Linked DNA regions of Mus musculus: region 2 is linked to region 1. Evidence: chromatin loops called from intact Hi-C (ENCODE). Cell type or tissue: gastrocnemius. All regions are shown on one strand. Links, peaks and the distances in the headings refer to the core of each region. The heading gives the core; the rest is flanking DNA.

The links. A loop is a pair of places that touch in the nucleus more often than their neighbours do. Peaks named below come from ENCODE experiments on the same cell type or tissue, not always from the same donor. Only the 100,000 strongest peaks of a DNase experiment are listed, where the experiment ranks them.
Region 2: a loop joins it to region 1, with 7 times the contacts of the local background. A loop is called at or near these places in 14 of 42 quality-filtered maps.

Annotation. Positions count from the first base shown.
Region 1 is chr7:142,091,707-142,108,143 of GRCm38, forward strand. Gm32786 (a long non-coding RNA gene) reads left to right here and starts at 2,460. Exons shown (of 7, transcript XR_870057.3): 1 at 2,460-2,633; 2 at 3,971-4,372; 3 at 5,154-5,238; 4 at 6,904-7,092. Dusp8 (dual specificity phosphatase 8) reads right to left here and starts at 3,578. Exons shown (of 7, transcript NM_008748.3): 1 at 3,217-3,578. In gastrocnemius, for the core only: CTCF peaks have their summits at 4,111 and 6,338 (motif pointing left); DNase peaks (open chromatin) are centred at 4,078, 5,238 and 6,306; H3K4me3 peaks cover 464 bases; H3K27ac peaks cover 473 bases.
Region 2 is chr7:142,006,709-142,023,145 of GRCm38, forward strand. Mob2 (MOB kinase activator 2) reads right to left here. Exons shown (of 5, transcript NM_028308.2): 2 at 9,637-9,797; 3 at 9,371-9,464; 4 at 3,545-3,669; 5 at 1,845-2,870. The coding sequence ends at 2,560. Among named protein-coding and RNA genes, the nearest start is that of Mir3104, 23 kb to the left of the region's middle. In gastrocnemius, for the core only: no CTCF peak of the experiment used is centred there; a DNase peak (open chromatin) is centred at 10,040; H3K27ac peaks cover 1,445 bases.

The sequences.
Region 1 (16,437 bases), core at 4,073-9,072:
CCCCACCCTCTCTGCAGCAGCCATTGAACTACCCTGAGGGAAGTTTTGCTAGGGTTGCCCCATCTGAAGTCTCTCATCACAACCCCACAAGGGGCTGCAGCTGAGGATGGCAGGGAAGGGAGACCCAGAGGGAAGAACAGAGGAGAGCAGGTTGGTGGTGGCAGGTGGAATGGGGGTATCAGCTACACTCAGGCCTGATACCTGTCCCTTCCTCTACCTCCCAGGGAACCCTAAGAACTGAAGCTGGGCCCTATTAACCGTTACAGTATTGCTATTTGCATCGGAGGGGGACTCATTAGCAAGTTAGCACCTCCGATGTTGCCATGGCAACAGCAGAGGTGCCAGGCAACGGCTGCTCCTACTGCAACAGCCATGAAGCAGGCTGCTCTGCAGATTAGGCAGGTCTCCCTCCTCTATGTTCCCACTCCTCTGTGGCAGGTGCCCAATAGCTCTGGTCTTTAACTCAAAGACAACAATGAAGCCCCTTACTCCAACCCTGCCTTACTTGGCCCTAATTCCCAGGATCCAGCCCCACACTGCAGCTCACTGGCTCCCCATTCCTCTGAGACCATCTGTATACAGCACTGCAAAGATCTGGATGAGCCCCCTCACATAGGAAATTCTGCACTATGCTGTTCTTCAGTGGCACATCCTAACAGCATCTCCTTATACCCCCACCCCTGGCTTCCTCCATGCTGGGCATTAGTCCTAGTGCTGGATAGAATTCATTGGGGCTTGAAATAGATATGTAGGGCCAGTTTTGAGAAGGTCAGCAGGGCACAGACAGACCATGTAATATCTTAGCAAAGCAACATACATTCCCAGTTCTTCCCAGGGAGAACAGCTATCAGCCTGTTCTACAGGAGCCTTGAAGTGGGTTGGGGAAGTGGTCAAGACCCCTTATGCAGAGGCTGTAGGCCTTCATCAAAGGATTTTGAGCCAGGAGACAAGCAATCCTAAATTCAAAGTTAAGAGGAGCCTTTCCTAGGCCACACCCCTCAGGGAGGTCCCAGGCAACCCCCTTTGCTGAAGGCTAGGTCCACAGCTCAGGCCTTGTGGCACTGTTCCCTGGGCACAGGAACACTCCCCTTTGTACATTCGCAGATGCATGCCTTATTGACAATCCATCTTGTCCCTGAGTGCAATTACACATGTGTCCCTCTGCACATACAGAAGACATTACAGCCTCCTGGAGTGCATGACTGAAATACACAGTTGCAAACAAATCCTTCTGCACACCAAAGCCCCCGGTGCCCACATACCAAGTGCCAGTCCATTGCCTTTCACACTGGGGTTCCCACACAACATGTTCTGGTCCCCAAGTCCTTATGTGACCAATAAAAGCCCGAGTCCTCAATGGCATCCTCACTAATCTACTCCTGCTCAGTGCCTAGTGACAAGAAACTCCCTACTTCTAGAAATGGCTGCCAGGCCCATTAACCCCTGTAAGACTGGGTCCCTTCTCACAACAACCTGACCTGGGTATCCCTGCTCACAGCCAGGCAGGCTCTCAGGAAAGAGCCAGAAATTAGGGGCCCAAGATGCTGAGATGCCAGCTCATTGTCACACTGGGCACTTCTGAAGCCTGGCAGAGACCATCTCCTAAAGGGAGGGGCTCAAATGTTCCTGCATGGCAGTTGAGTCCTTGGCTTCTCTGGCCAGTCTACCCTGCACCCTTGCCCCAGGAGAGGGAACAGAAACATTGTCTCAGTCAGGCAAATAGCCAGGCCAAAAAAAGAGACAGTGGAGGTCAGAGGGAGCTGTGGTCCTGAGAGGTCCAGTCAGGGTCTTTGGCTCACACATTTCTTAGGAGCACAGCATAACTATCTCTCTTGCTGTGGGTTCAGCCTCTCCCTGCTTCCTCTGTGAGCTGCATATTGAACTCTCTCCAAACCCACAGATGCACCCCACCGAAATACTGTCCAGTTGAAACTTCTGAGTTGAAACCTCAGTATCAGCCCAAGAAGAAAGATGTTGGCAGGAGTCCTATACACATTGACTTGAAGCATCTTTTTGCGTCTGTGTTCAGTGCTAAGTCCCCAGAGGTATCCTCAAGTATCCCCAAGGGCACAGAGCAGGAGGGAACGAGAACCTGCCCAGCAACTCTCCTGAGGTCCCTAAGCTGACTGCAGCAAGTCAGACATAAAGATGAACCTACAGCTCCTGGTCACATGATCTGCTCATCTGTATCAGGTGCCTGCTAACCAAATAGTGAATGCACGGGGACTCTGATCTCCCAGGGCAGAGCCTGGCACTGTAAGCTACCCTCACCCACCCAGCTACCCTAGGGGCAAGTAAATGTGAGGCTGGGTCTACAGGTCACTGGATTTCCATTCTGAATTCATTCATACTGTGAAAGAAGCCGTGCCCCTGACCCGAAGCACCTCCACCCCCACCCCATACTGCACAACAGAGCATTGCAGATGCCACACTGGTCCCCCACCCCCATCACTGCACCATCAAGGCCCCCAATCTATCTGCTGCAGGCGCAGCACACCCTGTCAACAAGGAGTCAGAGGCCAATTTATTCCAAGAGGTCTGATCTAGTGGAAGCTGAGCCTGTTCTTGCTCCTCCACCTGCAAGGTTTGGCACAAGGGTACCAGCAGCATCTGACTGGCCGCTCCCTCCCAAGGTAGGCAGAGAGGCCAGGGAGACAGGCTGCAGGAGGCAGCCGTGCCGGCCCCTCCCCCAGCATCGCGCCTACAGCCTCTGCGTCGGGTAAGGATGTTCTTTATCCGCAGAGGCGAGTGGAGCACCATGAAGTGGGGGTGACGGGACAGCCATGCGAGTCGAAGAGTGGGGGGGGGTCCTATAGCTTCCTCTCCAGATAAGGAGCCTACCGCAGGCCGGAGCCGACCCTCTGGCGTCGGAGGTTTCGCATCCCCCTGCCCGCTGCAGCCGCGGACGACCTTCTCCAAATCTGGCTGCCAGCGGGGGCGCTTCGCAGGGACTCTCACCGATCTGTGCTGGATCTCAGCCCTCCCCCGCGAATCCCTAGGTCTCTTATATATATCCCTCCAGATAAGAAGGAATATGCCGAGAAAGACAGCGCACTGCAGGCGCGGATCTGCAGCGCGCGCCGCTCGCGGGGCAGAGCCATTTATTCTCGGTGCTCCAAAGAGCTTCTTCCTTCAGGGCACACAACCGCAAAAACCTCCGCACGTCCTGGGCCCACACCCGGCTTAGGACTCGACCGCTGTCAGCGCCTGGCTCACCTGGCTCTCGCTTGCCCTGGGGTTGCCCCCAACGCCGGTGCCGCGCTCAGGGCGCCCGCTCCGTTCCGCCACCCATGGGCCCGTCGGGGGCCCGCGTAGCCGGGGCAAGGGCCGGAGAGGCGCGCGGGGCGCGTCGCCGCCGCCGCCGCCGTCGTCGCCGCCACCGCGGGGAGCGCTCGCTCGGGACGGAGCGCGCGTACTGCGGTCGGGCACGCGCGCTCACGGCGCGCATCCCAGCCCGCGACTTGGCGGGCGCGGCCGGCAGCTCCGGCCCGGCTCAGCGTCCGGCGTCCGGCGTCCGGGTGGGGCGGGGGTCCGCGGAGCCGGCTCGGCCACCGCGGGAGCCGCGAGTGACAGGCCCGGGGCGGAGGGCGGGGCTGCCGGTGGGGATGAGGTCATGCCGAGCGAAAAAGCCCCTGACGTCACCTGCAGCCAATCAGAGTGAGCCGCTCGGGGGCAGGTGACGTCAGCGGAGCGGGCGCTGGGTGCGGAGCCCTGGCGGCGGCCGTGGGTCTCTCTGCCACCGCCCTCCGTCCCCCGCGCCCCAAGCTTCTCGGGCATCGGTTCTTAAAGGGGCCACGCACGCCGCAGCTCCCCACCTCCAGGAAGCCTTCCCAGCTCAGGGCTCCTGGTATCCCCAAGAACCCTCTGCCTCGCGGCACTCTAACCAGCGTCTACTGTCCTAGTATGCAAGGGTCTCCCTCTCTCGGCCCGCCTGGACTGAACCTGTCACGGATTTCTCTCCTTCCCTTAGCCTTTGTTCGCGAGAGGACGCCCTCCCAGAGTGCGCCTCCCCTGCCCCAGTGCGGCCCAGGGAAAAGGGTCATGGAGAGCTGCGGCCGCAAAGGGCCTTACCTGCAGCATCCGCGTTTGTCCTCTCCACGACCCCTGGAGGTGGAAGTCCAGCTCTACACTTTGCAGAAGAAGCTCCTAGGCGATGTGGTTTGCCTCAGGTCACTCATCCCGGGAAATCAGGGGGCGGGGCTCCAGACCCACCGGTGTGCTCCCCAGGGCGGCGCTGCCCCCCTACCTATGACATCCAGTTCTTGACAGCTTCCAATGAAAAGCCGCTTGGAAACGACCTCTACTCCCACCCGGACATCTCCCCTGCCCGCTGGGGACTGTCGGCTCCATCCCACTGTGTGAACACAACCACGTGAGCACTCAAAAAACATGGGTAATTACAACTAGGGCAGAAATACACAGGGGTCAGGCAGGTCTCAGAGGAAGGGGAGTCTTGTGCCAAAGTGGTCCACCTGCAAACATAAGCCACGTTTCCCTTAGTTTTCCCTCCTCCTCGGGAACAGGTTGGCAGAAAATTCTTTATTGTATGCCAGGCTGGTCTCAGCCTTCTGAGTGATGAGATTACTAGCACCCACCATGATGCCAGACCTTCTCAGATACTTCAAAAACGTGGCCCTGACTAGGTGGACAGTGAGGTGACCAGATAATATGAGTCTCGTGGGGGGTGGGAGGGGGGTGGAGTGTCCTGAACTTTCCCTGGAAGTCCAGCCTCTCACTCGATGAAGGGCAGAGTTTAGGAGATGGCTGGTTGAAGGAAGGGTCACAGAGAGTGAAGCAGGCACAAAGGAAGGAGCACTCCTTTGCTAGTATAGATTGTGTGAAGAATACTGCAGACCACACTAGGTGCTGGGCAAGGCTCTGCAGGGACCTTCTCCTTTACCCTACTGTATCCAGCTTGGCTTGGTTCATTATGAGTGTTTAGAACCGGCTTGCAGAAACCTCTCTATGTAGCCCAAGGGGAGTCTGGGAGTCTAGCCTGGGATTAATACAGGTTGGAGGGAAGAGGTGTCTCTGGCTCAGAAATAGCACAAAACAAACAAACAACTTGGGAGTGCTGCCAGGAAGGAAGCATGGGGAGCCCCAGGGATGTTTGGGGTTGGCTCTGGGTTCAGATCTTTGTCTCCTTGACTCAGGCTGAGCCCTAAATGCTGTTGATACCTCCTGCTGAAGGTAGCCCTCGAGGCTGAAGATGGCCAGCTCTACTGGATGCTTACTCAGGTCAGTGTTGGGGTGGTTGATGTGCTGGCTTCCTGCCCACTCTGAGTCCAGGAAATGGGGAGTTTGGGGGTCTGGGGAGGGGGAGTAACGCAAGCCGAGACCTGGGCAGATTCAGGCAATCGGGTCATGTAGGATTCAGGAGGAGGCAGCAGCAGCCCTGAAAGAGCTTGGGGCGGAAGGTGTGGAGGCTGACAAAGGAGTTGTTGGGTGCTAGTGTGTGTGTGTGTGTGTGTGTGTGTGTGTGTGTGTGAGAGAGAGAGAGAGAGAGAGAGAGAGAGCAAGCATTGCTTTTCACTCTTCCAGTCTCAAGAGGAGCCCAGTAGATACCCCTAAGAGGGTATCCAGGTGAGGAAGAGTGTGGCAGGGTATGGTCTGATACTCTAGGAGTGCCCAATTAGATCTCAGTTGTGCTGGGGGCAGATTCTTGCCAGGTTCAAGCACCTTCTGGAACCCCCAGGTAAATGGGCTTACCCAGTAGCCTGTCCCCACACTTTTGAAACTGGAACACACAATATTGTATACGATATAATCCAGTTGCAAGAAAAAAAACCTTAAAGTATTTCAAGTAAGCTTATAATTTTGGGTTAGGACATACTTATGGTTATACACATACAATTTGTGGGTAGACATGCTAGGCTCTACCATATAGATGACACTAGTTATGGCCCATTCCAGCAGTACCTGCTCTGTAGACCTGTGCCTTCTCAGTGGGTGCTGGGTCATCCCCATCTTCTTCATCTTGTTCCCTCACACCCCAAGGAATGAGGCAGTCTGGAAAGTTGATGAGAAAGGTTTGGAGCTAGCAAAGCAGTCTCAGGGTGTGGTTTCTTCAGAGCCGAATCCAGTCAGCTGCATCTATCTGTGCCAACAGAGGACAAGATCCAACCTCTGGCAGACTTTCTGCACCACACTGGCCCCAGGCCTGAGGACACCTTTTAGATTCTTTTGTGTTGACAGAACCCTGCAAGTGCTAGCGGCTCGCCCAGACTAAGGCAGTACTGGCTGCTGCAGAGTGCGGAGCCTGGATGTTCACTCAAAGTCTAGCAGGTGCAGCGAGCTTGGGTCTGTCTGCTCTGTCCACGTGCGCCCTCTGCTGCTCACAACAGTACACTGTGCAGGCTGGCCGCCTGAGGTGCAGCTAGGAGGTCACCCCAGAGACTGACCCACGGCCTGGCAAAGAAAAATGATTGTTCAGCTCTGCTTCAGTTTGTGAGGCATTAGAACCACCTGTGCCCTTGGACTGCCCAGCCTGACTTCTAAGGCACAGCAGATGTCCCTTTCCTGATTTAAAAAAAATATATATTTACCTTTATTACCACAAGTGTGGCAGTGCCAGGGATCCAACCCAGTGCCTTTTGGATGCTAGGCAATTACTTTGTCACAGAGCCATATCCTCAATCTTTATTTTTAAATTATATTTTAAAGTCAAATACGCATGTGCATTTTCAACACTGAAGAGTACAACCCAGAAGCCTTGAGAATATTCATTTTGCTATATATTGCCACCACCATCCATTTGCAGAACTCTGTGTCTTCCTACAGAATGGAACATTGGTCCCTGCTAGAATTTATCTTCCTCAGCCCCATGTACCACCGTTCAAACTGTTTTTTTTTTTTTTTTAGCTCTTTAAAAAGGAGATGTTCTTTGTTATTTTTTCTTAACAGATGAAGTGGCTGTTACTTATTTATGTTTAATGTCTATAAACATTTGCCTGCATGTGTGGGTGAGCACCATACTCACACAATGCCCTCAGAAGCCAGAAGATGAAGTCACATGCCCTGGAACTGGGTTTGCAGACTGTTGTGAGTGACATGTAGGTGTTGGGAACTGAACCTGGGTCCTCTGCAGGAGCAGTAAGTGTTCTTAACTGCTGTTCTTAACCTCTCTCTAGTCTTCCTGTTACTATCTACCCCTTTAAAATATAAACTTAGCATGCGAAGTTATGGGTTTCATTATGATACTTCACACACACACACACACACACACACATACACACACACACACACACCACAACTGCCCTCCACCATCCCCATGCCTCTCTCTTTCTGGCAGCTTTTCTGTCCCCCTAGTAGCTCCCCCTGCTTCCCTCACACAGATTCCATTTTCCTCTCTTTCTCCTCTCCCACATCCCTTAGGGTCCCTTCTCATTGTTCTCTTTTTAGTTTGTGTGTATGCAGATGTGTGTGTGCTTTCACATGGGCATGCACTTTATGTGCATTTGTGCACACATAGAATATATCTTCTTCTATCACTTTTGCCTTTGAGACAGAGTCTTTTCCTGAACTTAGAACTTCTACTTTTCTAGCTATGCTAAAAGCCAGCAAGCTCCAGAGATCTTTGTCTTTACTCCTGTGAGCGCCAGGGTTACAAGCATCTCTGAGACTTTGTTACATTGGTGCTTTGACCCAAAGCTGGTTCTCAGGCTTGGCCAAGTAGCACTCTTAACACCTGCGCCATCTCCCCAGCCTTTACTTCTTCTAGATTCATGTCCTGTACCCCTTCCCACCACCACCACCAAAAATGTCTGCATTCTTTTTACAAGAGAAAACACGTAGTGTTTGTCTTTCTGAGCCTTGATGTATTTCATTTAATGTTGTAGTTGCATCCGATTTTGTGTGTATTTTCTCTAGCCATTCATCTGTGGATGGATATCTAGAGTCATTCCATTTCCTGGCTGGTGTAGCAGCAAATGTGGGTGTGCAAGTATTTCTGTGGAATATGGACCTAGCCTTGGTCTATGGCCCTGGGGGCTACTAGTAGTTGGGCTATATGGTAGTCCTATTTTTATTTGTTTGGAAAACATGCATACATCAGGGAAATGTTAATTAAATCCAGTTTGGAATTCCATCTCGCCCCAGTCAGACTCAAGAGAACAAAAGCAACAGATGCTGATGAGAATGTGGGGGACAGTGAAGCCTCTTCTCTATTGTCAGGGATGTAGACTGGTGTGGCCACTATGGAAGATGATGGGTTGGCAACTAAAAATGTTTGCATTTAAGTAAACAGACTCCCCTTAAGCCCAGCCCTTCACTTGTTCATGGGTGAATGCTGTCAGTACTCAGACACAGATGTGGAAATGGGTATGGACTCTGCCGTTATGCTTCTCCAAGCCGGGGAAATGCTTCTTCATTGTAGCTCTCCCACAATTACGTCCGTGTGTTGCTGTATTTCCAGGAGGCTTGCAGTGCTATTCCAACCGGTGTTTATCCCACCCCTAGCCCTTTCCTGAGACAAGATGTTGCTCTGTAACCCACTGACCTTGAACTCACTCTATAGTCCAGGATGATTGGAGTTCATGGTAATCTCACTGCCTCTGCCTTCTGGGTGCTGGAATTACAGGTTTCTGACATCATAGGTACTACACACAGGGACTTACAGGTGTGGTGAAACTACAAACACAGTGTGGGAAGCCACCCACGGACCTGGTGTTTTCATTCCTGCTGATGTGACAAATACTCAAAAACAACTTTTGGGTAAGTGAAGGTTTATTTGGATTACAATTCTGGGTCATCTATTTTAAAAATTGTTTTTTTCTTAATACATGTGCGTACATGTTTGAATGTGTATAGCTGCAGGCGCATGTATGTGTGGGTGTGCATAAATGGATGTAGAAGCTAGAGGTTATTATCTAGAGGTATCTTCTTTAATTGTTTGCCACCTTATATTAGGCCAGGATCTCTCATTTGAACACAAAGCTCACCTTCTTGGTTAGTCTAACGACCTGGCTTATTCCAGGGATCTCTTGTCTCTGTATCCTGAGTGCTGGGACTACAAGCCTACCTTATGTTTATGCAGATGTTGAGGATTCAAAGTCAGGTCCTCAGGTTTGCACAGCAAGCGATTTACCCAGTGAGCTACCCCTCCAGGCCCCTTTTATTTATTTTTTAATAGATTAGATTATTTATTTAATAATGGGTGGTGTTCTTCCATGTGTCCTTAGTACACATTTCAGACTATTTTATTTTTAAATTATGGCACAGACTTACAATGAAACCTGGGCAGGGGTTGGGGGCGGCAGGGGACACAATATAACAAGTATCTAGCTGCCACATGAAGTAAATTCAACACTGTCCTGTTTTGTCCTCATTGTCTCAGATTAGAAAAGCAACAGGAGACATCCCATTCCCACCACTTCCCACCTCCCCAGGCTACTGTGCCCAGTGGCAGTTGCTACCTAGGTATCCTGGTTAGCTTTACCTGTCAACTTGATACAGTCTAGAGTCAATTGAGAAGAACTGAAGAAGAACTGCCTAGACCGGATTGGTCTATGGGCCTGAGTGGGAGGGGTTATTTTGATTGTTTATTGCTGTAGGAAGGCCTGCCCTACTGTGTAGTGAAACCATACCTAAGCCCGTGGTTCTGAACCGTATAGAAAAGCTAGGAAGCATGAACCAGCCTGTCTGCTAGCCAGCAAGCCATTCCTCCATGGTGCTTGCCATGATTCTTTGATTGTAAAGTGAGTTCCTGGGTCGGAGGTAATGCTGTGTAGAATAGCAAGCAGACCTATGTTCAAACTCTTGCCTCAGGTTCCTGCCTTAGTTCTTCTCAGTGATGAACTGTGACCAGGAATTGCAATCCAAATAAACCCTTTCTCTCCCAAAGACGTGTTTGGTCAGGTTTTTGTAGTATTTGTCACACCAACAGAAAAGAAACGCGAATACCAGGTTTGTGATCGTCCTCCTGTATGGTGTGTGTTGTTTCAGAACATCTGTAGGTCCCTAAGTACAGGTAGTTTTTTTGTGTGTATGTGTGTGTGCTTTGGAGTTAAACTTCCTTAAAATTGGTGACTGGAGCGATGTCCAGTCACTTTGGAGCACTTTGGAGCACTGGCCACTCCTCCAGAGGACCTGGATTCAGTTCCTAGCACCCACACGGCAGCTTATAACCATCCAGTACTCAGGTTCCTAAGAGACCCAGTGCCTTCTTACCTCTGTAAACCCCAGGCACACATACAATACACATACAGGTACAATGCTCATACACATAAAATAAAAATAAATCTTAAAAAGTTCTTTAAATTACAATTTTATTTATTGTGTGAATGTGAGTGGACAGCATTTGTCTTGGTACATGTGTGGAGGTTGGAGGGAAAGTAGGAGCCCATTCTCTCCTTCCACTATATGGGTCCTGGGTATTGAACTCTGGAAGTCAAGCTTGCCCTCTGCTGCTTTTTCTTGTTGAGCTATGAAGCCAGTCCAATCATACCTCCATTTCTTGGCTAATTTTCCTTTTTTTTCCCCTCAACACTGAGGATAGAACCTGTGGTCTCACGCATGCTGAGTACACACTGTACCTCTAAGCCACATCCCTAGTCAGGAATGTTCACAGATAAGGCATGTTGTCACTGTGCTTAGGCCCCTTGCTTTTGCTTTTTTCTCCTGGTCTGTGAGTTGCTATTGATATGAATCTGGCTTATTCCTCTGTGTAGGGTTCCCTTTAGAAAAGCATCATGAATGAATCTCTACAGCACTATGATACAAACCAAGGATACACAATGCTGCATGATTCTGTTCACGTGGCCACTGACAGATGCTTAGCTTGCATGGACAATCTCCTGTTCCCTGGCTACCTCTTTTATATTGCCCGGGCCCTGCAAGCCAAGATCTATGTTTTAGCAAGTCCATATATGTACACATGTTCAATATTTTATTTCCAGTTTTGCATACTTCTCTTTATTTTTTAAACATTATTATATAGTAAAGTTGACTGCTGGCGTTTAAAATTTGTGGTTAAAATATGTGTAATATAAAAGTGTATATGTGCACATATGTGTGTTTGTGCTCCCTTGCCGTTGTGTGCTGGTGGAGGTGAGAGAACAACCCTCGAGTGCTGGTTTTCTCCTTACACAACGTGGTCTTAGGGATGTAACTCAGGACATCAGACTTCTCAGCCGCAGGTGTCCTTACCCACTGAACTATCCTACTGTCCCAATCATACCTCCAACTTTATTATCAGTACTCTTATTTTATTCTGGTAGTACTCAGGATAGACCTCACAAACACTACTTGAGCACTGTATTGCTGAGTCACATGCCCAGGTAGGACTGGGTCAAGGGTGAGGCTTTACCTGCAGAACCATTTTGTAATTCTAAAAGTCTCTATCTTAAGCATGTCCAAGTGCACACACATAGCTCAGCAGCACAAAGTACATCCTTGTGCATTCCCACCATCCACCTCCAGACCTTTGTCATGCTTCCAAACTGAAGCTCTGCCATCCTCACTAAATGCTGACTCCTCTCCCTTCCCCAGCCCTTGGCTTCCCTACCCAGCTTTCTGTCTCTATGGGGCTGTTGGCTATAGGGACCTCCTATGAGTATAGCGGCAAAGCATTTGGGTTTTTTTTTTTTAATCCAGCTTGTTTCCCACAGCGTAGTGTCCTCAAGGTCCATCCATGTTGTAGCACATGTATTCTTCCTTCTTATGTCAGTGGACACTTGGATGGCTTTGTTCCTAGAATTACTAAAAACAGTGCCTGTGATCTAGCATCTCCAACGAGCCAGGCTTGCTCACTCATCCTTAATAAGCTAATTAAAAGAGTTAAATTAGGGGCTGGAGAGATGGCTCAGTGGGTAAGATCACTGACTGCTCTTCCAAAGGTCCTGAGTTCAAATCTCAGCAATCACATGGTGGCTCACAATCACCCGTAGTGAGATCTGACACCCTCTTCTGATGAGTCTGAAGGCAGCTACAGTGTACTTAAAAAAAAAAAAGAGTCAAATTAGTTAGGTGCTCAGATAGATATATGATAGATAGATAGATAGATAGATAGATTAGATAGATAGATAGATAGATAGATAGATAGATAGATAGATAGATAGATAGATAGGGGAGAGAGTGCCAGATTAATAGTAAACAAAAGGACAAAGCAATTTATCCAATGTGGCCACATTAGAAAGACAAATAAGAAATCCAGTGACCACCAAATGCATCTTTGGAATCCTAGAGTGAGGTGTGAGGTTACATGTGACATAAAGAATGCTGAAGTTCACTGTGACATTTTTCACACACATGTATCACTATACCTTGTTCTTAGTCCACAGTATCTTCCCCAGTCTCCCGCATCCCTTCTAACTGGTCTCCTCTTCCTCTCCTGCTTTCTTGGGATGTGTTGTTCACTACCCTCGTCTGTTCTCCTACTTTCCCATAGTTCCTATGCTGGTCAGTCTTGCCAACTGCACATAGACTAGAGTCCCTTGAAGAGGAATCTCAGTTGGAGATCTGCCTCTATCAGATTGGTCTGTGGCAATGTCTGTCAGGTATTGTCTAGATTAATGATTGATGCTCAGCCCCCTGTGCGTGGTCCAGCCCTGGAAGGTGATCTTAGGCTACAGAAGACAGTAGCTGAGTGAGCCATGAAAAGCTAGCAAGCAGCATCCTTCCCTAGCCTCTGCTTCGTTTCTACCTCAAGATCCCTGCTCTGACCTCCTGCCTTGGCCTCCCTTTCATTATGGACTGTAAGCTGTAAGCTACATTGAATAAATCTTTGCCTTGCTTTTCACCATTAATTTAGCTCATTGAAAAACAAACAAACACACAAACAAACAAACAAATCAACCAACCAAAAAACCTCTGCCCTATACCAAGTTGGCTTTTGCCAGTGTTTTACCACATCAACATAAAACAAACTGCAATAGTCCCCTCTCTACTATTCCTTTGAAATTTTGTAAAGACTTTGAATTTTAAAGATACTAAATGTATATGTTTGAATTTTTAAAGTGCGTGCGACTTGGAATATTTGGAATGTGTATATTATATTGATATTAGTATGTAATCTTGGGATGAGCAAGAAAGAAAATATTATGATTTAACAGCGATGTGTTTGTGTGTCAGGTTGATATGAGGTCAATTGTGCTGGCTAGTTTCAAATCAACTTGACCTGAGCTAGAGTCATCTAATGGGAAGAAGCCTTACTTGAGAAAATGCCTCCATACTATTAAGCTGTAGGCGAGCCTGTAGAGTGTTTTCTTAACTAATAACTAAGAGGGCGGGGCTTAGTCCATTGTGGGTGGAGCTAGCCCTGGGTTGATAGCTCTGGGTTCTATAAGAAAGCAGGCTGGGCATGCTGTGGAGAAAGCCGGTAAGCAGCAGTCCTCCATAGCCTCTGCATCAGGCTTTGCCTCCAGGTTCCTGCCCTGTTTTGAGTTCCTGTCTTGGCTTCCTTCAAGGATGAACAATGATGACGAAGCATAAGCCAAATCAACCCTTTCCTTTCCAGGCTGCTTTGGTCATGGTGATTCATCACTGCCATAGTAACCCTGACTGGGACACAATATAATTATATCCTTCTCCCTTCCTTTTCCTCTATCCAAACCCTCCTATGCATTCCCCTTATTCTCTTTCAAATTCATGGCACACATACACATATATGTATATTTATATGCCTATGTATATGTATACATAAATACAACCTGCTCATTCTGTATAATGTTACTTGCATTATTTTTTCAGGGTCGAGCATTTGTTATTGGATAACCAAGTTTTGGGCTCTTCCTCAAGGAAGAGCATTTGTCCCACTCTCAGTGTTCCAAAGTTGCCTGTATTCTTTATCTTTGTCCAGGGTTCAGGCCTTGTGAGCTTTTCACTGTCTGTGTTAGGTTGCCTATTGGGTCATGTCATCCTTATTTGGGTCATGTTTGGGTAACCATGTGGCTGAGGCTTCATGGGTGTGGCTTCTTAGATTTCTAGGAGACACAGTCTCACAGTAAACTCTGTTTCTCTGGCCTTACAATTTTACTGCCCCCTTCCCTCAATGATCCTGGAGTCTTAGGTACAGAGTTGTGTTGTAGATGTATCAGGTGGGACTGGACTCCACAACTCTGCGTTTTGATTGGTTGTGGTTTTTTAGTAATGATCACCGTCCGTTGCAAAGAGAAGTTCTCTTGATGAGGGATGAGGACTGTGCTTTTCTGTCTGTATAAGGACAGATATTTAGATTGTAGTTAGGCATTATGTTAGTTTAGTAAATTAGTGGTTATAGGTTCTCTTCAAGATCCATGTCTTCACTAGCCCTGGGTAAGTTGACTGGGTTTCCAGTACGTGGCATGATTTATCTTTTGTGAAGTGGGTCTTTAAGTTCACTTAGCTGTTAGTTGCTCCCAAGTAATGCATGACATTACCACACCCGTAGGGGTATCCTGCCATGTTGGTCATTGTCGTTCATAGGTGTCATAGCTGGGGAGAATTATCGGTTGTTTCTCTCCTTTGGAAGTTGCCTCCTGGTATCGACCATAAAAACTAGTCCCGAGGGAGGAGGATCTCAGGTCAGTTCCAGCTAAGAAGCTTCAGGACCCAATGTCCAAAGTGCAAGGTGTCTTCAGCCACAGGGACTTATTTTCCACCTATGGAGGCAATCAAAGGCAATAGCAACAGCCTGCAGCATTCTGGGAGTCTCTTGGATAACGCTGACACACCAAAATCCTCACAACACAAAAGAGGGCTTCTCATGCCTGCTGCTAAAGTAGTTTTAGTGCATAGCTAAAGGAGCTAAGAGTATGGTTCCTTATGACTTTTTCAGACACCCTTCCTGGTGTTTTACCTTCCTTCCTTCTTCTGTATTCATCTTCTTCCCCTCCTTAATTAGGGCCCCCATCTTTCTATCCCTCTCTCCAGGTCATTTGGTCCCTTTTCTAGTACTCCCTAGAGAAGAATGTGCAGAACCTGATGGGGTGGAGAGGTTGGGTATTGCTAGGTATTTTTATTTTGTATTTTGAAGCTACTGTGAGTAGAATTTTGCCTGACTTCGTTTTCAGTCTACCTTTTATTGGTATACAGGAAGTTACAGACTTTTGTATGTTGCTACTCTGCTGAAATTATTTCTCAGAGCCAAGAGTTTCCTTGTAAAATCTTTAAGTAAAGAATCATGTGGTGACAAACAGGGGTCATCTGCCTTCCCTGACTTCTTTAGCTTGTCTTACTGCTTTAGGCAAGACTTTGAAGACTGTATCGCATAAAGTGGAAAGTGGGATCCTCACCTCCTTACTGATTTTAGAGGAAATACTTTTGTTTTCCCTGTCCCCCTTCCCCGCCCCCGCCGACCCCCTTCAAACGATATTGGCTACAGATTTTTACATGTAGTCCTTATTGTGTTTGGGGGGGGGCATTCTTAGTTTCTTAGAGATTTTTATCATGAAGAAAATTTTAACTTAATCAAAGGGAACTCAAATTCCTTTTTGTGTCTATTGGGATGATCACATGATTTCTGTCTTTCTATGTGTTATTTAACCAACTATTCATTCCTGGTACGAAGCCAACTTGGTGCCATGGTATATAATTTTCTTTTTTGTTTTGTTCTTTGAGACAAGATTTGTCTGTGTAGCCCTGGCTAGCTGTAGACCAGGCTGGCCTGGAACTCAGAGATAAGCCTGCTTGTGCCTCCTGAGTGCTGGGATTAAAGGCATGAGCCACCACTGCTTAAATAAGGTCTCGTCTCGTCTCGTCTCGTCTCGTCTCGTCTCTTCTCTTCTCTTCTCTTCTCTTCTCTTCTCTTCTCTTCTCTTCTCTCCTCTCCTCTCCTCTCCTCTCCTCTCCTCTCCTCTCCTCTCCTCTCCTCTCCTCTCCTCTCTCCTCTCTCCTCTCCTCTCCTCTTCTTTTCTTTTTTTAAAAAAGATTTATTTATTTTTTATATGTAAGTACACTGTAGCTGTCTTCAGACACACCAGAAGAGGGCGTCAGATCTCATTATGGATAGTTGTGAGCCACCATGTGGTTGCTGGGATTTGAATTAAGGACCTTTGGAAGATCTGTCAGTGTTTTTAACGGCTGAGCTATCTCTCCAGCCCTAGTATTTTCTTTTCTATTGCTTAAATACTTTTTATTTTTAGACAATTCACATGAAATGTTTTGGTTTAGGAAATATGCCTCCATTCTAAGTAAATCATGGTCAAAATAAAAGGGCTCAAGATGACATCAGTTCTGTTTAAGTCTTGGCATTGTGTGGATGACAAGAATTGGCCAGTTATGATGACAAATGATAGATATGACAGAATTGCCCGATTTGTTAACATCTTTCCATGCCCAAACTATCATCAGACGCAGACATTTGCATTATTTATTCATTCATCCATTCATTCATTCATTCATTCATTCATTTATTTATTTATTTTTGAGACAGGCTTTCTCTGTATAGTCTATGCTATCCTGGAACTCACTCTGTAAAACAGATTGACCTTCAACTCAGAGACCCACCTACCTCTGCCACCT
Region 2 (16,437 bases), core at 7,301-12,300, 82 kb before region 1:
CACTACTGATCTAGTTAGCTTTCCACCGGAAACCTCCCTGCCTCAAAAGATCTTGTTTCATCCTACCTCAGGGCTTCTGGTGAGATTCAAGAGCCTTCTCCAACTCCTGTGTCTCTCATAGGACTCAATCCCTAAGACAAAAGCCTTGTCTACAAGTCCTTCACACATCTGTGCTCTACTTTCAACTTTTAATTAAGAGGGCTGACAAAAGGTGTCAGTGACTGCTAAACAGGCCAGGTTAGCCTCTCTGCCTTGCTGAGGTCCAAACAAAGGGCTACATAGGTTCATCTGGTCTCTGTCTCTGGAGCACATTTTTCTAACAGCAAAACTGTGTCATTCACACAGCCTGAGTGCTCCCCAATGTTAGCTCCCTGATGGTCTAGAGCTCTTCATGGACCTATTCCATGTACAGAAAAGAACACCACAGCAGGGACAAGGAGCAGTAGGGAGCCACCCATGTGGTGGCATGCACAACTGCTATGTATACCTTGGCTCATAGAAGCTGGATCCCAGCATACAACCTGGGAGGTGGTAATCCTAACTAGATACCTACTCCTTCATGGACAGCTTTCCAAAGGTTCTGACGCCACCATGTACTTAGAGGTCCTACAACTCCTTCCTATGAGACCAAACATATCAGATGCAGCAGCAGCACTGCCACCACGCCTGACCACCAAGGAAAGGTGGAGACACACCACTTCACTTAGATTGCTTCAGGCTCCACACAGAGGCTGGCCATGGCCTCTGCACTGGGGACCCTCCCTTCCACTAGGTGGCCAGAACTATGGTTCCCTGAGGGGTTCTGCCTAGAATTCAGCTCCCTGTACTTGGGAGCTGAGAAGGCAGTATCACTGAGCCAACCTGTCCCTTTGCTAGATATCTATAACTTTGTTCCTGCTGTCCCTTGCCCCCAGGACTCCCCACTGGCACGTATAGCAAGCTGAGGTCCCACCACAGGTTCCTATAGCAGTCCCAGACATACAGTTCCATGGGAATCCTGTGGCTTCTATTTAAGGGGTCTATGCTGAGACAAGAGATATGGGAAGAGGCTCAGGCAGTCTGGTGGGTTCCATTCCCAGGAACTGAGACAAAAGCTTGGAGTTGATCCAGGAATTTTGTTTGACAAGAGCTCTCTGTGTAGCCCTCAGCTGGCCTCAAACTCATAATCTTCTTGCCTCGGTTTCAGAACTCCTATGGAGGAGCAGTAGGACCAGGCTGAGAAGACTCTATGTACCCTGGAATTCTCTGGTAAAGTAGACAGGGACAGATGGCTACGGAAAATGTCAGAAGGCAAGTGGGTTTAGTCCAGGTGTTAACAGAAAAGCCTCAAGGCCCAAGTACAGTAAGTTTTTGTTGTTGTTTTGTTTTAAGGCCCAGTAGCCACAAATGCATTGCATAAGCTAAGCCAGAAGGCCAGACAAACACCAAACTCTAGGAGGGTCCGTCCCACAATTTAAATGGAACCTGTCAGGGGGTGCTGAGCATCCCAAGAATCAACCAGCAGAGCCGCTGGTGCCAGTTGGTAGGCATGGCAAGCAGGTTGCCAGGATCCAAAGATCTGTGAAGACCAAGCCATAACCATGCCTGGCTCCATTCTTTCCCTACTTGGGCACCAGGCAAGCTCCAGTCATGGGCTTAGGTCCCATAACCCACCTAGGCAGCAGGTTGCCTGCTCCTAGGCTCCCAATGTTGAGCCAATTCTACAGGTCTGAAGACCTCCATCTCCACTCAAGGAGGTAGAGCCAGTGAGGATCAGGGTATGGCGCTTGTACCCGTCCCTACCCAGGAACCACAAGGAAGACTCAGAATAATATGAAATGGCAGGCTGAGAGGACACAGGCTCTGACCTGAGAGAATGTTTATTATGTCTGAACAGATGAACTAAAGCAGATTCTGCCTTTCGCTGATAGCCCTGTCTCCACACAGGGCCTCAGCCAGTCCTGGGCTGCCCTGGCCCCTACGCACAATTGGGGCCTCCTTGGGCACTGAGGAGGCAGCAAGAAGGGGTAATAGGAGCAAGCAGCAGGTGTGGGCCCTCCTGGGTCACCCCAGGCAGACTTCTCTACCCCAGGGACTCTGAGCCAAGATCCAGGCAAGAGCTAGGGAGGAAAGCTGCAGGGCAGGCCTCTGTAAGAGCCCATCCCCAAAGCACAGCAGAACTCCAGATCTGCAGGGCAAGCCCCATAAGGGGGAGACACCTCTCACAAGGTGCTCCTTTCAAAGCCGCAGAGCTCCCCCCACCCCGGGAGTGGGGGGAAGGCAAGAGCCACATGGAAGACCCAAGAAAGGAAAACCCCACAGAAGAAAAATCAAAACATCAGTCCAATAAATGTTTGTTGAATGAATGAATGACTCCAAAGGCTCTTCACTACAAACAGCACTCATCCATCCAACAGGGAAGTCAGGAAACACGCCTTGACTCCAGCGGCATCCATGAAGCCCACACTCTGAGCAGCCCGGGGCCCTCAGACCTTGCCACCAGCACGCCCGGGCATGTGTGCGCACACACAGACACACAGTTGTCTTTTTGCACATGTGCACCCATCTGGCCCTGGAAACTCATCTCTCCTTCACGTGGTTCTGTGCTCCAGAAGCTCCACTGTTGGCCCCATCCCCAGTGGCACCACTGTTACCCGGGCTGCTGCACAGCACCTCAGTGAGGTCGTCCATGACAGCGGTTTCTTTGGGGTCAAGCAGGTTGAACTCTCTGGCAAAGAGGATGAAATGCACGTACAGTGTGTTCAAGTGTCCATGCAGCTCAAGGGCCAGGGTCTCCTTGAAGTGGGCCCAGTAGATGTGGCCCAACACGTGAAACAGATACTTGCAGATCTTCTTCACCAAGGACTCGAAGGAGCTGGGGAATTCTCTGCCTAGGGGGAGGCCACATGTCACAGACCTGCAAGGAGGCCAGGCTCCTACAACTAGGCTTCTCTGGATGGGCCTCAAGAGCTCACAATTGCTACCACCCCTCCACAGAGTTCCCAGAAACCTGTCCCCCAGGGTGGCATCTGCCTAGAGAAACAGGTGCTGGCTGAGCCATGGTAGCCACCTGCATAGCAAAGAATATGTGGTGGGCACTCAGGCTCCATATGCTTCCTCCAGCAGACACCCAGGGTATCTGCAGACCAGGTAGGGGGCAGTAACAAGTACATGGGAATTCCTGTAAGCCAGTGCTGGCCCCTTGACTGTTCAGGATGAGTTTTTCACCCCCATCAGGACCTTGACAGGTCTGGAAATACCAACCCCAGGAAGATGGACTGTGATGGCCTCATTGTGCAGAGCTGATAGCAGGGCCAAAGGAGGCCAAATGGTGAGTGAGCCTCCTTTGCAAAGGGAGGCATTTGTCCCCAGCTAGGCTGAACTCTCCATGGGAACCTTCCTCCCTCCTTATCCCAGGTCCCCTGTGCTGAGCAGGAGCTAGAATCATGGAACTGTAGCCCTTCTAGACCCCACTTGCAACCATAACCCAGAGACTCTCTATCCCAATGCTGAAGAACTTGCTGGTTTTGCATAAGGATTTAGGTACAAGCTGCAAAAGACATACCGTATTTTGTGGGGAACACATCTTCATCAGTTACCAGCTTCTGCACAGAGCTCATGACAAAGTCAACATACTGGGGGGCAGTGCACTTGACCTTCTTCCCCCGCTCATCATACCAGTAGTATTGTCTGTAGGGACAGAGACTTTGGTCAGGGTGTCAACCCTGCCAAATACCCACCCCAGTGTAGGCTCCCACATATACAGCAAAAACTCAAAGGCAGTGGCAACTGGGTGTGGTGAGCTATGTACAATTGTTCCAATGGGACAAAGTGCTCAGAACAGTATCTAAGGAGAGCAAGGGCCTCTTGTACAGGTAGCCCAATGTGACACATTCATTGCATACTTCTGCATATTTTATTTCTTTTAAATAAATCCATACCTTTTATAATTAATTGGGTACAGGTTATCTGTCTAGGAGGTGGCCTGCAACTGGGAAGAGTCTAGAACCTTGGCAGTACCCAATTCCCAGAATTAGAAGCCATTCTGTCCCCATGGGGAATAGTAGATGCCTGCAGTCAAGTGACTTGACCTCTAGAGCGCCCCCCCCAAAACTCTTTAGACTATTCATGAGGTTGCCAGTTCCGAGAAGACCTGCATCAGGGATGGGCAAATACTAGATGTACAGAGCTCCTGGGTCTTACCACGTACAGTATCATAGTCACTCTGTGCTCTGTCAAGAAGAGCTAGTGCTGCCCTGGTGGACTGCCTGCTGCTCTCTCAGCCTTGGGAGATCTTGGATTAATCAGGGGCCTCTCACAAACCTCTGGTATCTGGACATGCTGTGGAGATGTCACACCACGTAGGAATTCTAGACTCAGGGCACAGCATGTTCCCCAAGCTCCTGCTGAGGGCCTGTGATTCTTTCCAATTGGAGACAATTATGGACCATACTGTTACACTTGTCCCCATGGGGGGGGGGGGCGTCTATATTAATACAAGTTTTCATGTCTCTAAAGCAAAGCCAAGGACAGGCTTATGGTCACAGCAGGTCTGTGCATCATTTCATAAGAACATGTCAAAGTTCTCTCGTATGCTGTGCCACTTGTATCTCACCAGCAGGGCATGCTCCCCAGTACCTAGTGCTCTACAGTGCCAGTGTGGGCTTCGTTTTCTTTAAAACTCCAGTGTTATCTGTCACTGCAGCAACTGGTCCTTCCCTATTCTTGTTGGTCAAGCCACTGCTTGCATGCTGCTGCCCTGAGTTCCCTGTATGTCCTGGATAGTAGCTCTTGTGCCACAGGTGCCTCTGAGATGTCTCCACGTAGTTTGTGTTTGATCTTTCATCTCAGTTATCTTTCTTAGAGAAGTTCTGAATCATAAAGTCCAGTTGGCTGAGTTCTGCTCATGAGTGGGCCACTCCTTTTGTGTAATGTCCACCAGCCTAATACTAGATCACAAAGATCTCCTGTCCTCTAAAGCTGTTGTATTTTCCCATTTCTGTATCAGGGCGAGACTTAAAGTCATAGTACTTTTCCTTTCCTCTGTGTAATATTACATTCACAGAAGCAGTTGTTGGAAAACAAAACTGTCCTTTTCTACGCTCAGTTTCATTGGCCACTTCATCAAAAATCAAAGGACTTCTGGGTTTCCTTCTAGATTCTGCTCTGACCCACTAACCTCTGTCTCACACTTGGTCAACACCACACTTCTTGTCATTGTGTTTAACAATTTATCTTCAAACTGTGGGCCTCCTCCAGATGTACTGTTGTTGTGGCTACTCCTGCTGCCCATTGCATGTAAATTCCAAAACACAATAGGTTAGTAGCTAATAGCTCTGATGGAGTTTTTTAACTGAGAACATAACAAACCACAGATTCACTCAGTGTAGATTTGTATGTTAAGCTGTTGTTTTTCAATCCATGAACACAGTGTGGCCTGTGTTTGTGCACTGTCTTTGACTCTCCATCCTAGGTGTCTAAGAAACAAAGCTGTGTGAATGCAGTCTATAACTAAGTATTTTCTTGCCTCTGGAGCTACTGTAAATGGTCCTGATTTATTAGTAGGACTTTCAGTCACACAGCTAGCACACACCTGACTGTTCTCACAGCTGTGCTCGCTGCTGGCTTTTCATCTCTGACACGGACTCCCCTCTTCTCCCTGTCTTACTGAACTGGATGAGCCTTCAAGCCTTCTTCACCAAACAACGGTTGATTTCATGCTCGCTGTGTGACAGCTGGAGAGGATCCTGGAGTTTCCTAACTACCTTTGTAACATCTGTTAGAGCCATAGGGAACTGTTGCACTTTCTTATGTTCATAATTCCTACCTTCTGTCTCATCTTTGTGTTTTGCTAAAGCTTATCAACTTTATTGTTCTTTCCAAGCAAGCACGTATTTCCCTTACAATTTCTAAAACTCAACGTGAGTGACTTCTACTCTTGTTTCATGATTTCCTTTCTTATGTCTACTTAGGGTGGTTCTACTCTTGCTCTGTCTGAGGTCTCTTTTTAAAATGTGCACTTGGTGCTGTAAACTGCTCTCACCACCTTGCTGTAGCTACAGCCCACAAATTCTCTTCTCTTCTCTCCTCTCCTCTTCCCTCCCTTCCTCCCTTCCCCCATCTCTCTCTTTCTTTCTTTTCCCATTTTCTTAGACAGGTTTTCTCTGTAGCTAGGACTGGCCTCAAACTCACAGCAATTCTCCTGCCTCAACTTCCCAAATGTGAACTACCAACTACCACACTTGGCTGTATTTGAAACTTTGCGTTTCTACTTATATTAGTTCAACAAGCTTCCAATTGCCCTCGAGACTGTTTTTCACTGACCTATAGATTATTCAGGAATGTGCTAGTTCCAAAGTGTTTGGAAATTTGTCTGTTATTTCTCTGACACTGATTCCCAGTATAACTCCACAATGATCAGATAACTTAATATGACTTTAAAGGTTGTCAAGGGCTCTTCTGGGAGCTGGGACAGCATCTTGTTTGGTGAGTACTCCTTATGAAGTTGAAAATAAGGTTCACTTTGCTACCGGAATGGAAAGTCCTTAACTGGCACCTCAGCCTCTTTCCCCTTCCCCCTGCAGCTGGTGGTTTGCTTTGTGCAGCTCTGCCATCTAGCATACAAGCACTGAGGAACACCACTGCCTGATGACCAGCTCTTCCCAATTTACAGCTTCCTTCTGCAACCTGGCTGATTTTGAGTCTCTATTACTATGAACACAGATACTTCAGCTTTCATTTGGTAGTGTTTTCTACGTTTGTCATCTTCTACCGTTAACCTTCCCACTTTATTTAAAGTGCCACTATGAGCCAGGAGCAGGTGGGTGGAGTATACCTGTGATCTCAGCTACTTGTCAGATGAAGACAGGAGAGTGCCAGCTCTAGGTAAGCTTGGACTACATGGCCGAATTCTGTCTCTTATAAAACTTTATACAGGGCAGGCCATATGGCTTGGTAGCAAAGCATAAATCAATCAGTCAACCAACCAATCAATCAAAATGAACACTTTGGTGTATCTAAGTCCCTCAAACCCCTAAAATGAACCCTTACAAGGTCATGGTATTAGTAAGTGGGCTTCTGGAGGTGACCAAGCCACAATGGCAGTGCTCTCATGACCAGTATTCATGCCTTTCAAAAGGAGCTGCTGAAATAAACCAAAAAGCTCTCCTCAGACTCCAAACCTGGATCTGAGCTTGCAGTCCATGAGATATACCAGGCTATCTATTCAGGAGCCTCCATCGTGAGCATTACAGCAGTCCTGACAGACAACAGTGAGTGTGTTTCTCATAGGGAAGCTCAGATTTAGTTCTACAAGAATATTTTCATGAAAATCTCTTGGAAACTTTCTTGTTCACATTGTGGTTGTCACTGCTGGATTTACATTGTCATTGTTGGTTTTCTGCTTGTTCTGTTTTTAAATCTTTATACTTCTGTGGTCTTGCTGTATTTGGGACTATATGCTCTCCACTTTTTTTAACTATTCGATTTCAATTTACCCATATGGTTCTGACTGTATGTCTTTGTGTCAATTTTGAAATTGCTTAAAGAATTTCAAAGTACATATTTGGCTCTTCACACTCAAGATTTTGCTCTGAGTTTGGCCATCAGCTGGGGTCAGTCAGCAACAGAAGTAGGCACCACTCCCCTGTTACCACTAATGTTCACATGTCCCTTCTCTGAACTCTGAGAATGTGTCAGACCACAGTCCATTCACTCTCAAGCTACTTCTGAGAGTTCCAAGGAAGAGTCTGTGTTTCTCATGTTGCTGTGTCACACAGCCAAAAAACTGGTTGGAACTCTCCTGCAGTAGGTCAGACAGCTTGCAGTGGTCCATTCAATTGTGCTCCTGAAGGTAATGGCTGCTGGATGTGGAATGTGGAGTAATGATTTATCCCTGTAGCACCTGAGACACGGGGGTGCTTCCCCAAGGCCCACAGGTCTGCCCTGGATGCCGTGGGGCCTTATTGTGCTTGGCATCGGTGCTATTTCACAGATTAGTCCTTAAGGGTTCACTCAGCTGCCAATGTAAAGGGATGTCTCTGAGGGACCTCTTTGGACATGTTTCTAAATATGCCTTGGCCCCCTGGATCCCAAATGCTAGCCTTTTGAGGTTATCCTGCAGATGCTGCAAGGATGGAAAAGAGACCTAGCCTAGTATAAACCCTCCCTAACCTAGGCAAACCACCAGGGCTGGTGCACAGCAAGGAGTTCTGTGGATTTCTGACTAACTCCCTTTTTCTTTTAAACTAACTTTGAGTTTCCCTTGGTCTAACATGATTCCTCCCAGGGGGTTATAGTAGAAATTAAGTGATACCACAAAGTAAGCGAAAGGCTTGGATGCCCAGGCTCTCCAACACAAACCATATGCAGGTCTGTACAACACTAGCTCCTATGTATGCTCTTGAGAAAGCGTCTCCCAAACAAAATCAGGACTAAAAGGCACATGGGAGAAGCCAGGGAGAGTACCATGCTGTTTGACATTGTCTAGACTGGGCAGACACTCTCAAATGCCAACTCAAAATCTGTCATGGTTCCTTCAGGGGCCACACCTTTGTCACCAAAAGCCTGCCCACTTTCTCTGGAAATGCTTAGGTGATACCTGACCCTCCTGGAGGAACAGAGCCAGCACTCTGTTCCCCCTACATCACCAGAAACTGAGCTGTGGCCACTACAGCTATATGAGCAGGCGTAGCTAGCTGAGGCAGAAAGACTCCTGTCACCTGCTATATCAGGACTTAAAGTGGACTCTTTTTGTTTGGGGAGAGCTGCATCTACATGAAGGACTGCTTGAGTGTACACTATACTACACCTACCCACACACACACACACACACACACTTCCATGTGCCCATAGCATCTTGATGACAAGGAGCCATCATAGACACTCTTCTGCCTTCTTGGCCACATCCAGCCTTCTGCCAGCACCAGCATAGTCACTCCTACCATCGACTCAGAGCTGCTGGGAAACATGTGCCACTCAATGGCAGTGAGGGTCCTTGGTGCCCCTGAAGGTATCTGCATACTACAGCAATGAATGTACACACATATACATCAGAAGGGAGCTGTCAGCACTAGACCTGTTCAGAAGTTGTCAATAAGAACCTCCTCTAGTAGAATGAACCTGCTCATTTGGCCCTGCAGCTCCTTAGGACACTGAGCACTCACTCTCCAGGCTCAGGACCATTTAAGCATGGCCTCTGACAGCACCCAGCAGAAACACTCATGCTGAGCACCTGGCCTCTCAGATACAGAAAGACTTTGTCTAGCCTGAGATTGTTTAGGAAATCTAGCTAGGTAAGAATGTAGTTTGAGAAGCTAGTAGCCCAGACAGCAAGGTCAACCACAGCCCATCCCACACTCCCAGAAAGTGCTATGGCCAGGCTGCTACTCACGTGTTGCACACAGCCATTGTCTGACACGTCTCTCCTGTGCAAAATTCTGAGATTGTGCTATACTGCAGGTTGATGTGGTGAAAAAATGTTGTTGCTGGAAGAGAAGCAAAGGGCCTGTGAGTACTCTCCCCTGCTCCACCTGGTGTGACAGGGAGTGGGTTCACCTGAGTTCAGCCTGTCCATTGACTACTGCTCTGGGGGTGCTTGGAGATGGGGAAGGCTCCCTGCCCTGCAGCTGCTGCACCCATCTCCCCACCCGCACGCACTGTTGCTGGCCAGCCACTCGTTGAGGTCGATCTCCCGGGGCAGCACTACCAGCTCCTTGAATTCAAAGTCAGTGATCCTGGATTTGGTGTGCTCCGGCTCCAGGTACACCTTCTTCTCCTCTGCAGCAGGTTTCTTGCCGTTTGGCTTAGCTTTAGACTTCCTGCCAAGAAAGAAAGGAGGGCATGGCCATCATATGTCCCACCTGGGCCCAAACCACAGGGTTCTGAGGAAGGATTCTTGCACATTGGGTTAATTAAGTCAGATGCAGGCAAGGAAAGATGCCACCAAAGGCCAGACTTCTCTGGGCAATTGGGTGGCTATGCTACCATAGGTCAATCCAAACGGTCATGACCCTATAGAAATATCCTGGTGGATGACACTGTGGACCTGTGCTGCAACACATGTGTGACAGCAGGGGGCAGCACCTGATGCCTAAAGCATAAACCTCTTTCAAAATGCTTGAGTTCTGAGGGCCTAAAAAGTACATAAAGCTCTGAGGATGTGAAAACTTAAAGTTCTGAAGGTCTAAGAAAGTAAGTTAAAGTAATAAAAAAAAGTTTCAGATTTCTTTTCCCATCTATGCTATTGCTATTTCAAAGGCTCAGGAACCTATACTCAGCGGTGTGGTGGGTCTGGGAACTGCTTACCAGCAGGTTGCCAAACAGAGATATTTATCCCTTTAACACCTAAATAGATTTCGAAAACACCTGTCCCCTGTGTTTTCTTTCTCTATGATCAAACTAGAGATTACTGTCCATGTTGGCCAGAGACTTATTATTAGCTTTGTAAGAGACGTGACGCATATTCCAGGAAGGTGTTCTGTTTTTTATGCAGAATGGGGGGATCTTTATATCCTAATTAAGGACCATGGCACCCCAGATGGCGGGGGGGGGGGGGTCACTGGTAAACTTTACTCTAGCAATTATCACAGCTGGCCGTCAGGGACAGTCAAAATACAGAGGGTACATATCCCCACTCTCTCAACCCTTAGACATGGTAGAAGAAGTGGTCCAGGGCTCCTCAAAGGTCCTAACATGCTAATATTACCCCTTTTTTTAATCCCACCTCTCTCTCACATCATCTTGTTTTAGACCTTACCTCCACACATCAGCTATTGAATAATGTTCTGCCTGGCTGCTTTGAAGAATGTTGGTTGTGTGTCCTTCGTGTGTCAAACTTACGACCACCATTTGTAGCCTCACCCATTTGGCTTATTTAAAACTCTCTCACCTGGCTGCTCATTAATTGCTCTAAACTGAGTACCACTACCACTCTTATCTCCCCCACCCCTCCCCCACCCCTCCAGTATCACAAACTCCTTTAACTCCTCAGGAACGTGCTTTGTGGGCACACTGGATTCTTCAGACTACAAAAATATCTTAACCCCCCATACTACCACGCAGCTGATATGCATAAACATTCACAATGCCTCAATTCTCTGCAGCACTCAGGTTTACTGCTGCCTATCCACTGGCTGGTCTGGGACTTGTGCTCTGGTGTTCCTTTTTTCAAAACTAGGGATGGTACACAGTACAGAACCCTTGCCAGTTCACAGGAAGGATTCAGGTCCTACTCTTTCTGACAGTCCTGGGCATAACCACTAAGTGTGGGACTGACTACTTCTCTAGCTATTTGCCATCAGTTTTCCTCTAAGTTCATCCAGGATCTCCAACGGGTATCTCAGATCATCCCCACCCTCCAGTACCAAATAGAAACGCCGGCCATAGTAATGCCAGTGAGAATCACCTTTACTAACAGCAGAGAGAGGTGGTCTTTGTCTTTCCCTAAGGAGGAATACTGCTTTTATGTCAACTAGTTGGGTATAGTAAAAAGTAAGATCCAACAACTCCAGAAAGGTCTCTAAAACATAAGAAACAAGAAACACTCCATGCCTCAGGCCAGTGGATCGTTGATAGTCCATTACAGAATCAAACACTACCCTTCTTACCCTACCTTTTTGTCTTAAGACTATTGTCACACCCTGCCTTATAAACTTCTTGTCTAGATCTCTTTAACAACAAATCCAAAAGATTTCTAACCTGACTTTTAATCAGTTGCTGTTACAGGATTACTGGTTCCTAGCTAGGAAGACAGAGACCTGAAACTCCTGATTTATACTCTGACACTGAAGATCAAACTTGCCCTAAAGACTTCAATGCCCCCATTCAACAGGAAGTAGTCTAATGATTACATTGCTCCTTTCTTGACCCCTGGCTGTTTAGCAATAGTAAACAAAAAAGAGAGACTGTAGACTCCTAAAGGGGCTCAAGTGGCCAGCCCCCATCCCTGAGAATCTCCAACTGACAGGCTCTGCTCACAGAACACTCTAATGGCCATAATGGCCTGACCCAGGCCCTAGAGACACAGGTGGCCAAGCTCGGGGCTTAAAATTCTACCAATCCCTGAGCCCAAAAACCCACCAATCCCTGAGCTCACCTTAAGCTCAAGCTGTGAAATCTCACCAATTCCTACCCTGGAGATCCCTACCCTGGAGAGTTCCACCTCCAAAAACACCTGTGTCTGTGGTTCTCAGCCCTCCTAATGCTGTAACTCTTTAATACAGTTCCTCATCTTATGGTAACCCCCTAACCATAAAATAACGTCACTGCCTAACTATTACTTCATAACTATAATTTTGCTACTGATATGAACTATAATGTAAATATCTGATATGTATTACAACCCCTGTGGTTGCAACCCACAGGTTATATAAAGCCTATCTCCTGCTCAGTTTTTTGCTGCTTCTCATCTGAGCAGATGCACCCACCCTCCTGTGTCTTATAAATCTCTTGTGTGAAGTTTGTTATGCAGTGTGACTTTGTGGTATTCCTTGGCTCCCAACTGCCAGGATACCTTTCTCCTCAGAGATGTAACACTTACAGAAAGACATTCCGGAACAGAGGTCCTACAGGCCACACCAAGGCTCTTCCTTCCAGGCAGGCCAGTTCAGAAATGTGCACAGCTACCATCAAAGCTTTAGAGGAAGGACCAACCATGGGAAGTACCTGGTTGCCAACCCACAGGGGGCACCCCAAGAACAAACTATCCTCCCCAGGTGAGAGCTAACTCCTCCTTTATGTCTTGCTAATGTGCTCTACCACCAAGCAGCATACTTTCACTGGGGTATGGCCAGGGTATAACACCCCCACCTTGTTACCCTTCGTGGAGTGAATGCAAGAGAAAACAAAAACAACCCCTAGGGTTAAGGCTCTGCCTCAGCACTGAGACTCCCTCTACTAGTCCCCACATAAAGGCAGAGGCAATTAGAGAACCCAGCCTCCTCACATTCCAGACTACACAGGACTCTTTGTTAAGTTTCTACCTTGCTTTGAAACTAGTTTTTTAAATAAAACTATGTTGCTCTGTTAACAGAAAGTGAGCTTATTTATGTCTATTTTAAACAACGAATATGTCTTTAAAATGTATTGCTTTCACTTGAACAGAAATCCTAAATTTATGGAGCAGCACACCCCAATCTCTCCCATGCTCATTCCTCCAGTCGAGGTACTCCTCAAACACTGGTGGCAGCACTGAGCCTTTAGCACTTGGTGAACAAGCTTCTAGGCAGGCACTGAGATGGGTGTGACCTTTATGAGAGGAGACCTACAGTGCCCAACTGCCAAGGATTACTTGGCCTGAGTTATCTATGGGGTGCTAGCCTACCAGAACAGATAATTCTGCTGAAGTCTCTGTCAGGTAGCTAAGTCTATGAATGGTTAGAAAGACTTGTTGACCTGAAGTCTCCCTGGTGAGCTCCTTGAGGTAGTCAAGTGAAGTAGTCTACAGATGCTCCTGGCTGTCCATGTCAGACCAGCACACTAGATAGCAGGCCCTTCTAGGCACTGAGCAAACAATGCTAGAAACGAAGGAGGCTCTACCAATCTCTGAACTGCTGGCACCCACAGGTCCGACGCGGTGAGGCTTCAGGATGAGAGCACTGGGTGAGAAGTCTGAGAAGCACAATAAACGTTCCCATAGCAAACCTGAGTCTTGTCCTCACATAATCAAATTAATTCTTCAGGAGTGAACTTTCTGACTTTTAAAATATAAGAGGTAAATTGATACTGGCATGAAGCCTTGTGACCAGAAAAGGATGTTTTTTGATCAGAAACTAATATGGCATTCTGTGGGAAGTGCTGGACAGTTGGAAGTCCAAGGAAAGAAACACAGTTTGGCCTTCTCTAGTAAGGCAACCAATTGCAAAGAGCAACAGCTATCCAAAGCCTACAGCAGACCAGGAGAGTGAGGAGAGGAGCAGATCCAGCAGAGGCCTCTCCCAGAAGCAGTCTCCTTGTACCCACCCTGCTGCACAGGGGTGAGAAGTAGCTAGACCACCCAGCAGGGAAGAACAGTATATTAAAGGAATGACTTGGAATCCTTGCAGTCAGGAGGATGGAAGTGGTAGTGCAGGAGGTAGCCTTTGACTCAGAATCTCACCATGCCCTTTCCAGGTTAGCGCTGCCTGTCCAGATGAAGCAAAATGTAGGCCCTCAGGCCAGAGTACCAGCTAGATACCTGTCTTTTTGTCCTGAAAACACAGGCAATTAGGCCAGCTACCATGCATGCCATCAGGAAGCAGCTGGCTTGGTTCTCAGCCCCGTGTTCCACACCCCTGAGAGGCCACATGGGGGTAGGGTGAAAGGTCTTTTTGACTGTGACCTATTTTTTCCTTTCTTGTGCTTTAAAAGGTTGCTGATGGTTTATTTAAGAGAAAGAGGATAGAAGAATGTTCCCTGAATGCCAGGGAAATGTTTTCCTTTCGGCTTCTCATGGCAGAGCTTAGCCTTAAAAGGCGATGTGTACTTGGCTTCCAGGGCAGGGCCAAAACAGCCAAAACCAGGCAGAGGACAGGGTTGGGTACCACCCAGTCTTTAGGGTCCTGGCACAGCACAGGCTCTAAGGTAAACAGCACAGAAATCTGTTGGGGCTGAAGAACAGGTGTGGATGCACCACACAGAAAGAGCACTTTAAGGCCTCCTGGCATGAGCCCAGCCGTGTAGGCTTCAGTCTCTCTCGTGGAGTTGTGCATCAGCTCCAGGAGGTGCTCTGCCAATGACTTTGGGACACATCCACTACTTGTCCTCTGCCTGTCCACTACCTGTCCTCTGCCTGTCCACTACCTGTCCTCTACCTGTCCACTCCCTGTTCTCTGAATCCTCGTCTTCCACTAGTGATGTGTGCTAAGTTCACCTACTATTCATTCAGTCAGAAAGAAGAGACCCACCTCTCTAATGCTGGATCAGGCCTGTAGTGCCCTCAAAGGATAGGTTTTCCTTGAGACTATCAACTACCTTCTGTCTTCTGTGTATCCTATCCTAGAAACCAAGACTACAGAGAAGGGGGCTGGTAAGGGCCAAGCTGTCAAGCCATTTCCATGTTCTGTGGCTTGGGATGTTTACTTGCAAGCTAAAGGAAGTAAAGACAGGACAACTAGGAAGGTGGCTGGTAGGAACCAGCCATCAACATGGCTCCTGACCACAGTTGAGGACTCACTCAGGGAGGGTATCCTATGAACAGCGTCCTACCCTTACTCCCACTCATAGTTACAAGGGAGGAGATAGTTCCTCTGGGCAGAAGCTACTCCCCAACCTAGTGGGGAAAGGAGTCCCTAGAAGGCCTGCCTCCCTCTATAAAAGGCCATAGGCACTCAGGGTAAAGTCAAAAGGCAGCAAGCGGATGCCATGCTAGTCATCAGCATGTGCACATGAAGCCCCAAGCCTTTCCTGTTTTAGTCATATCCCCATTTAGCTGCTGTCCCCCATTACATGGGGCCAACTTGGACCCTGGAACATAGTGCATTCTGGGACACTCTCCTGCCAACCTAAGTTTCTCAGTCCTAGTCACAGAGCCCTCACTCCAGCAAGAGGAACAAGAGGTCACACAGGGTCCACATTCTGCTTGAGAAGAATATGGTAGTTGCTAGTAGAAAGGCCTCTTGATGGACATCAAAAGCCTCACTTCAATTTCTTTGCCTGAGGGGTTCTTGGCCAGGGCAACAGAATCATGTAGAGGACCAGTTTTAGCTCCTTTGCCAGTGTCTCTGTTTTCACATGGTAGGTTGGGCAAACAAATATCTCCCAGTCTCTGAGGCAAGGTGAAAAGACCATCAGTGGCTTGCCACACCTGCACACTTGCCTGAGGTCACAGGCTCTCCCAGCTTCCCTTATACCACTCACCACTGTGACCCATGTGGAGCGAGGACTATGCAGACAAAGCATTGAGTGAGCAGCACAGAGAATGTACTATAGGGGCCAGGGAGTGGGTGCCACATGTCAGTATACCAACAAAACTGCTATGAGCTCCTGGGAGAACACCCCCCAAGCAAAGCTCTCAACAGCGAGGATGAGGCTAGCCCCTAATGAGCATTTTACTTAAGTAAAATACCTACTTGAGAGTTATCCATGCTCTACCAGAATCACCTTCTTCTTGCCTCTCACACATCCACCTGGCCCTAGACTCCTTCTCCCTGCTTCAATGTCTCTGCTGCCACAGTGTTCTGCCCACCCTGCCCATATGGCAACCCCCCCCCAGTCCTCTAAGACCCCAACTATGAAATGTCACATCTTCTATTCTAGCTGGCCACATCCCATAACACTGAACTCTTTGACATCCCTAGCACCAGGTGTTAGCCAACCCTTATTGAAAGTCTGACCAATGAAGAGCAAAAGAAATTTGCAGAGTTAATAACAAGAATCTCTATGACAATGTGGTGTCAATCATGAGGCTAGAATGGCTTTGATATTGTTGGTGGGAAGTATGCTAGCAGCATTTTTCTGGGACCAGGATGATAAGATGCTATG